Regions from separate parts of the Homo sapiens genome. Here regions 1 and 2 are each linked to region 3. Evidence: read pairs that join two places in POLR2A ChIA-PET (ENCODE). Cell type or tissue: A673. All regions are shown on one strand. Region 1 overlaps SIK3 (SIK family kinase 3). Region 2 overlaps PAFAH1B2 (platelet activating factor acetylhydrolase 1b catalytic subunit 2). Region 3 overlaps SIK3 (SIK family kinase 3).

Region 1 (2,500 bases), 140 kb before region 3:
AGCTTGGCCAACATGGTGAAACCCCGTCTCAACTAAAAATACAAAAATTAGCTGGGCATGGTGGCGTGTGCCTGTAGTCCCAGCTACTCGGGAGGCTGAGGCAGGAGAATCACTTGAACCTGGGAGGCGGAGGCTGCAGTGAGCTGAGTTCACACCACTGCACTCCCGCCTGGGCAACAGAGTGAGACTCTATCTAGAGGGGAGGGGAGGGGAGGGGAGGGGAGGGGAGGGGAAGGGAGAAGAGGGGAGAAGAGAGGAGAGGAGAGGAGAGGAGAGGAGAGGAGAGGAGAGGAGAAGAGAAGGAGAGAAAAAGAAAAGGAAAAGGAAAAGAAGGGGACGGGAGGGGAGGGGAGGGGAGGGGAGGGGAGGGGAGGAGAGGAGAGGAGAGGAGAAGGAGAGAAAAAGAAAAGGAAAATGAAAAGAAGGGGACGGGACGGGAGGGGAGGGGAGGGGAGGAGAGGAGAGGAGAGGAGAGGAGAAGAGAAGGAGAGAAAAAGAAAAGGAAAATGAAAAGAAGGGGACGGGACGGAAGGGGAGGGGAGGGGAGGGGAGGGGAGGGGAGGGGAGGGGAGGGGAGGAGAGGAGAGGGGAGGAGAGGAGAGGAGAGGGGAGGGGAGGAGAGGAGAGGAGAGGAGAGGAGAGGAGAGGAGAGGAGACCAAACCAGAATTCCTAGGAGAAATGTTTGATTCCATGTCTGGTACAGGAAATGTTCAAGATAAGCATAGGACATCTTGCCTAAAAGCAACAAAAATATCAAAGACTATTGAGCTCACATCAAAAGGACACAGGAGTCAGCCTGAAGAGGCTCCAGGCTCCCACTGGCTAAGTGGAATAATTTCAGTTTCAAAAGAAGAATGACTTAATGGACTGAAGCACATAAAATATACTAAAATCCATAATTGCATAATTATGTTACAAAATAGAAAACCAACTTCCTTAGTCTCCACTGGAGATTGCAGAGAACCAATTCATTATTCTAAAAACTGATACATAAGGAAAAGAAAGAATCAAGCATTTATCTTGTCATTACTATAATTTCTAAGTAGTTTATAAGGCAAAGTTCTTTACAGAAGAAGAATAACTCATAAATGTTGAATGAATGAGAGAATTCAAATAATCACCATTTTGCAACTTCTTTTTTGTTTTGTTTTGTTTTTAAGACAAGTCTCACTCTGTCACCCAGGCTGTAGTGCAATGGCGCGGACTCAGCTCACTGCAACCTCCGCCTCCTGGGTTCAAGCAATTCTCCTGCCTCAGCCTCCCAAGTAGCTGGGACTACAGGTGTGCATCACCATGGCTGGTTAATTTTTGTATTTTCAATAAAGACAAGGTTTCACCATGTTGGTCAGGCTGGTCTGAAAATCCTGACCTCGTGATCCACCTGCCTCGGCCTCCCAAAGTGCTGGGATTACAGGTGTGAGCCACCAAGCCCGGCCTTGCAACTTCTAATGAAATAGCTAGGCAACTAAATGACAGGAGTAGATAAAACATTACGTAAAAGACTGATGGGAAACTTTATAAAGGATCAATTTGGTGAACAATAACTATACCTGAAGATTATTCTAAGTATCACTAAAAGTGGGAAAATCAGATATTATACAACTCTTGAAGTGATGCAATAAAAAACTATGGAGCACTCCTGCTTCCCCTCCAAAAACTGAACTAAGCAAATTCCTAAATATAACTTCCACTTTCCAAGAAACACTGAACTACAGGAACATGTTGAATGACACAATAAATATATGATCAGCCAAATTCCAAATGTAGGACATTTTTTAAGACAATCCAGTTTCTTACATAAATAGATAGCATAGAAAAAAAGTAAATGTTTGTAGGGAAGAGATGAGGTTGTCACAGATTATTTAAAAATTTAGATTATAAAAAATTTAGACATTTTTCAACTCAATGGATGTATGGATTTCTTGCATCGTAATTTGTACAAACTATAAGAAGATGTTTTGAAACATCTGCAGAAAGCTAAACATGCCCTGGCTATTACATGATAGTAAGGAATTACTGTCAATGCTGTTGTATGTAAGAATGGCATTGTAGACTTCTGTTTTGATTATGAAAGAACAACTGATATTGAATTTACTTTACCTAACTATAGAAGCTGGGCTGTTTGTAGACACTGGATAATAACAAACACAGGGTTATGATTTTCAGAGAAAGTAAATGTTAATGTAGGAGCCAGGCAAAAATATTCCTTTAAGGTTTTTTTGTTTTTTTTTTTTTTTTGAGACAGAGTCTCACTCTGTCACCCAGGCTGGAGTGCAGTGGTGCGATCTTGGCTCACTGCAACCTCTGCCTCCCATATTCAAGTGATTCTTGTACCTCAGCCTCCCGAGTAGGTGGGACTATAGGCGTGTGTCACCACGCCCAGCTAATTTTTGTATTTTTTAGTAAAGACGGGGTTTCAACATGTTGGCCAGGCTGGTCTTGAACTCCTGATCTCAAGTGATCTGCCCATCTCAGCCTCCCAAAGTGCTGGGATTACAG
Region 2 (2,500 bases), 94 kb after region 3:
TTTAGTTGTATGTGTAACACATTCATTGAATTATTATCACTGTTTTCTTGGGACAACATCAAGCCTAAATACTGAACAATATGAAGATTCTTTTCTTGGCCTTTCTGTGGATTATGTCATATATAATAATTATCAGAATCATTCTACTTGGCTTTAAAACATGTTTTCTCCAATTTTTTTAAGGTTCATAATTTAGCCTTTTGTTTTTATGTTGCTTAGATTCTTATGTATACTGAATATTTTATTAACATGTAGCATCAGGTTGAACATGCTTGTCATTGATATATGGAAGATGCTATAGTTAGAAGTGAATTTGTTCTGCTTTCTTAATCTTTTCCATGCTTAGCAGTGAAAAACAGGTTTTGCCCCAGTAGAGGGATTCTTTGGAGGGTATTATTTTTTATGCTGCTGAATATCATGTCTATAATAGACCCGTGCATGCAGCCTTTCCTCCTTATTCCCCTTCATGCCCCCCTTTCCCCTTCATTCCCCCCGCCACCCCGTTTTTTTTTTTTTTTTTTTTTTTTTGGTTCTTGTTGACATTACAAGCTTTTAACACATTTTTGACCTAGGAGCCCTGTTGCTGGAAGTATAGTCTCCAGCCAGTTACTCTCATGATAGTACTGCTATAAAACTCATTCTTGTGTGGTGTTCTGTGCTATAGATTCTGTGTATTGCTGTTCATATTCGGAGTTCTGGTTTTGTTTTTCCCTTAAAACCTGTTAACAGTTTTTTTTGGGGGTGGGGGGATTCAGAACTCTTGTTTCCCATTCCATAGCACCTGACATTATTTCAAGTTTTATAATATCTTAAGGTGTATATTTTATTTTTTTTATTGGCTTAGTTGTTTTTTGTTTTGTTTTGTTTGAGATGGAGTTTCACTGTTGCCCAGGCTGGGGTGCAATGGTGTGATCTTGGCTCACTGCAGCCTCCACCTCCCGAGTTCAAATGATTCTCCTGCCTCAGCTTCCTGAGTAGCTGGGATTACAGGTGCATGCCACCATGCCCGGCTAATTTTTATATTTTTATTAGAGACGGGATTTCGCCATGTTAACCAGGCTGGTCTCGAACTCCTGACCTCAGGTGATCTGCCCGCCTTGGCCTCCCAAAGTGCTGGGATTACAGGCATGAGCCACCGTGCCTGGCCTTATTGGCTTAGTTTTTAAATTATCCTCCAAAAATTTTGGGCCTTTTTCTGTGGGGAAACAAGTGAAGCTGCTCTTCAGCATAGACACTACCTTTATCCCATCATTTTAGTAAAAACTAGGTTTGTTTCACTTCTGAGGTGTCTTATTAATGTACTTCATCTGAGAATTTGTTGATCTTAATGTTCGAGCTATATAAGAACTGCCATTAAAAAAAATGGGATAATAGATGATTTTATCAGTATACCTGTGGAATATGTACAAACTGGATCTATAGATATTTTGAACTGGACCAGGTGGGTATTGAAGTAACCCATCAAAATATGCTCTGCAGTGATTCCGCTTAATGTTTAAATTCAGTAACGTACTTGAAAGGCAAATTTCAGTGCTTTTGTATGTTGGAGGAGGGCTTACTGATGCGTGCTAAGACCGATTTCTGATTGAGGGATGAACCTTGGGCTCATTTTTTTCTTGTGAAGTCTCTTTCTAGAAAATTTTTTGGTTTTGTTCTTTTTAAAAAATACATACTTTTTTGAATGTATCATGTCTTCATTAACAACAGAAAATCCACATGGTGTTTACTAAACTTGTTTACGACATTAAAAATTTCCTTTTTATTTTTAGTAGCCCAGGTTGAGTTTTTCACAAGAGATTTTTTTCTTAGCTGAGGTATAGTTGTATAGCAAGAAGAATTAAGCCAGATTTTTGTGTGTGGAAAGACAGTTTTCTATCCACGTCTTTTTCTGTTTGTCAGAAGGTGGGAGTATGGTCCAAATAAATCCATTAGGTTACTCCTGCAGCATGCGCTTTTAGCTTCTCTCTTGACTGAGGATCAAATATCCCTTTGTGAGCTGGCCCTCAGCTCCTTTGCTCATGTGTACAAACCTCAGATGTTACTACATTTTATATCTACCAGAGCTATTCAAGCAATAGTATTTGAACCACTAGCCTTTTAAATAAAATTCTGCCCCATTACTGATGTGCAGATATTGAGTTCACTTTCATTTTTTGCCAGATTTCTTTGCACTACTTTAGGTAAAAATAGTTAATCTATTTTTCTTTGACATCCTAGTTTGCGTCAGTGACAGAACTTACTGCTTAGTCTTTGTACTTTTTAAAAAATCTATAAATTTAATGCACTGTCCAAGTGAAATGTCCTAGTTGTCATTGTGATTAAGGGGCCAACTTTCCAGGCAGCTAGCAGAGATACTATTCTCTTCCTCTCCCAGCAAATTTGTATTCCTTCGCCCACGCATTCCTGCTATACTAGATGGCAGCCAGTGATGGAACTATAAAGATGTCTGTGGTCATATGTTGAATGTGGCAGCTTGAAGATGTACTGCCACGGGTGATCT
Region 3 (2,500 bases):
CAGGGTCTTGCTCTGTTGCCAAGGCTAGAATGCAGTGGCACAATCATAATTCACTGCAGCCCTGAACTCCTGGGCTCCTACCTTATCCTTCCTAGTAGCCCAGCCTCCTTAGCAAATCGTGAATGCTGTTTCACTCTCAGTCTATTCTAGGGAGCTCTGACAGTCCCCAGCTTCTCCAGAACTACCACTCTTTGGCTTACCATACTACTGTACTCCAAGATGGCAATCAAACCATAGTGCTCTGCCAGTGCCTAAGTGCCTTTATGTCCCTGTAACAGGCTGATGTCCAGTTCCACTTACTCCTAGCAAACAGGATCCCAATTTCTAGAATGACAGATACATCCCTATCTCAAGCTTGCCCCACCTAGGTCTACTTCCTCTTATTTTCCCACCCCCACTTCCCTACAGCCCCACAACAGTATATGTATTTTGGGTAAAGTAGACAGATACTCAAATAGGAGTCAGAAGACCTTGGTTCTACCTCTACTTCTGCCACTTTACTAGTTATGAAGTGATAAAATGTTGTACTTACCTTACAGGAAGGCTCAAATAGACATTTATGAACATGTTCTATAGATGTATTATTATTATAAGTATAGCAAGTTTCTATTATGACAATATTTACTTGTCAATATAAAACCCTAACATATTTTTTTAAATCCTCTAGCATTGTTTTATTAGCAACAGCTTAGAAACAACTCAAGGCCAGGCGTGGTGGCTCACGCCTGTAATCCCAGCACTTTGGGAGGCCCAGGCAGGAGGATTCCCTGAGGTCAGGAGTTTGGGACCAGTCTAGCCAACATGGTGAAACCCTGTCTCTACTAAAAATACAAAAAAAAATTAGCCAGGTGTGGTGGCATGAGCCTGTAATCCCAGCTACTGAGGGGACTGAGGCAGGGAAATTGCTTGAACCAGGGAGGTGGAGGTTGCAGTGAGTCAAGATCGCGCCATTGCACTCCAGCCTGGGTGACAGAGAGAGACTCCGTCTCAAAACAAAAAAAAAAAACAACTCAAATGAAATATCTAAAAAATATATATAATACATCCTTTCATTGGAATACCACGTAGCTTTTTTAACATTAGATACGAGAGTGAAAAAAGTAAGATGCAGACTATTGTATATTATTTACTATAATTTGTGTTAAAAGAGGAAATAAGTAGTAGATATTTACATTTACTTCTATACACATAAACTATCTCAAGACATATAAGACACAGATAATATCAACTGCCCCTGGGAAGGGAAATCTGGATGATCATGGGGTATGTGTGAACAGGATACTTTTCACTGTATTTCACTCTTCTTTAGCTTTTATGATTTTGAACCTAATAGTTCCCTAAATGGGGTAGGCATAGCATCTCCTCATACAACTATAAACCTGAGAAATAAGCTGAACCATTAATGAGGATGACAGCATATCTGACAACTCATTTCCTGGGCCAGCCTCAAACTCACAATTACCACCACCTAAAACAAATTACATTCCCTTCCATGATCTCACCAAGTAACAAGAGTTAATTTATTCCTTCTAGGCAAACTTCCTGACTTGCTATACGTATCTATGTGCTATGTATATCCACATTCTATGTTATTGATTATTTTTTTTTCTTTTTTTTTTTTTTTGAGGAATCTCAGCTCTGCTGCCCAGGCTGGAGTGCAGTGGCACGATCTCGGCTCACTGCAAGCTCCGCCTCCCAGGTTCACGCCATTCTCCTGCTTCAGCCTCCCAAGGAGCTGGGACTACAGGTGCCCGCCACCACACCTGGCTAATTTTTTTTTTATTTTTAGTAGAGATGGGGTTTCACAGTGTTAGCCAAGATGGTCTCGATCTCCTGACCTTATGATCTGCCCACATTGGCTCCCAAAGTGCTGGGATTATAGGCGTGAGCCACCAAGCCTGGCTTTTTTTTTTTTTTTTTTTTTTTTTTGAGACAGTTTTTTGCTCTTGTTGCCCAGGCTGGAGTGCAATGCACGATCTCGGCTCACTGCAACCTCCACCTCCTGGGTTCAAGCAATTCTCCTGCCTCAGCCTCTCTAGTAGCTGGGATTACAGGCGCCTGCCACCATGGCTGGCTAATTTTTGCATATTTAGTAGAGACGGGGTTTCACCATGTTGGCCAGGCTGGTCTCCAACTCCTGATCTTAGGTGATCCACCCACCACAGCCTCCCAAAGTGCTGGGATTACAGGTGTGAGCCACTGCACCCGGCCAGTTACTGATACTCGTAAAACTTACCGTTGCAGGGTTCCATCACAAGCCTTGGAAGAGCTCTCTAAATCAGAACACTTCCTACCTTCAGGGCCTGTTGAGGATCCATTCCAATGCTAACTTTTCTGAACCAAGGACTGAGTTCTCCCTCTTAATCACTCAAGATTCACCACAGGACCCCAGCAAATCATTAATTTGAACTCCAATGATTAAATGAGCACAATGCAGACCATCCCCCTATTTACAGAAGAGTAAATTATGTTAATTTCTTCAATTTAGCAGAAAGGCATT

What was found. ChIA-PET counts read pairs that join two places held together with the same protein. Peaks named below come from ENCODE experiments on the same cell type or tissue, not always from the same donor. Only the 100,000 strongest peaks of a DNase experiment are listed, where the experiment ranks them.
Region 1: POLR2A ChIA-PET joins it to region 3 with 12 read pairs; 14 of 35 experiments call an interaction of 5 or more read pairs at or near these places.
Region 2: POLR2A ChIA-PET joins it to region 3 with 18 read pairs; 5 of 35 experiments call an interaction of 5 or more read pairs at or near these places.

What each region holds. Positions count from the first base shown.
Region 1 is chr11:116,938,009-116,940,508 of GRCh38, forward strand. All of the region lies in intron 3 of SIK3 (SIK family kinase 3), which reads right to left. Among named protein-coding and RNA genes, the nearest start is that of APOA1, 100 kb to the left of the region's middle. In A673, no CTCF peak of the experiment used is centred here; no DNase peak of the experiment used is centred here.
Region 2 is chr11:117,167,944-117,170,443 of GRCh38, forward strand. PAFAH1B2 (platelet activating factor acetylhydrolase 1b catalytic subunit 2) reads left to right here. Exons shown (of 6, transcript NM_002572.4): 6 at 1-2,500. Among named protein-coding and RNA genes, the nearest start is that of SIDT2, 9.5 kb to the right of the region's middle. In A673, no CTCF peak of the experiment used is centred here; no DNase peak of the experiment used is centred here.
Region 3 is chr11:117,073,938-117,076,437 of GRCh38, forward strand. All of the region lies in intron 1 of SIK3 (SIK family kinase 3), which reads right to left. LOC124902763 (a long non-coding RNA gene) reads right to left here. Exons shown (of 2, transcript XR_007062899.1): 2 at 2,456-2,500. Among named protein-coding and RNA genes, the nearest start is that of SIK3, 23 kb to the right of the region's middle. In A673, no CTCF peak of the experiment used is centred here; a DNase peak (open chromatin) is centred at 1,414; H3K27ac peaks cover 858 bases.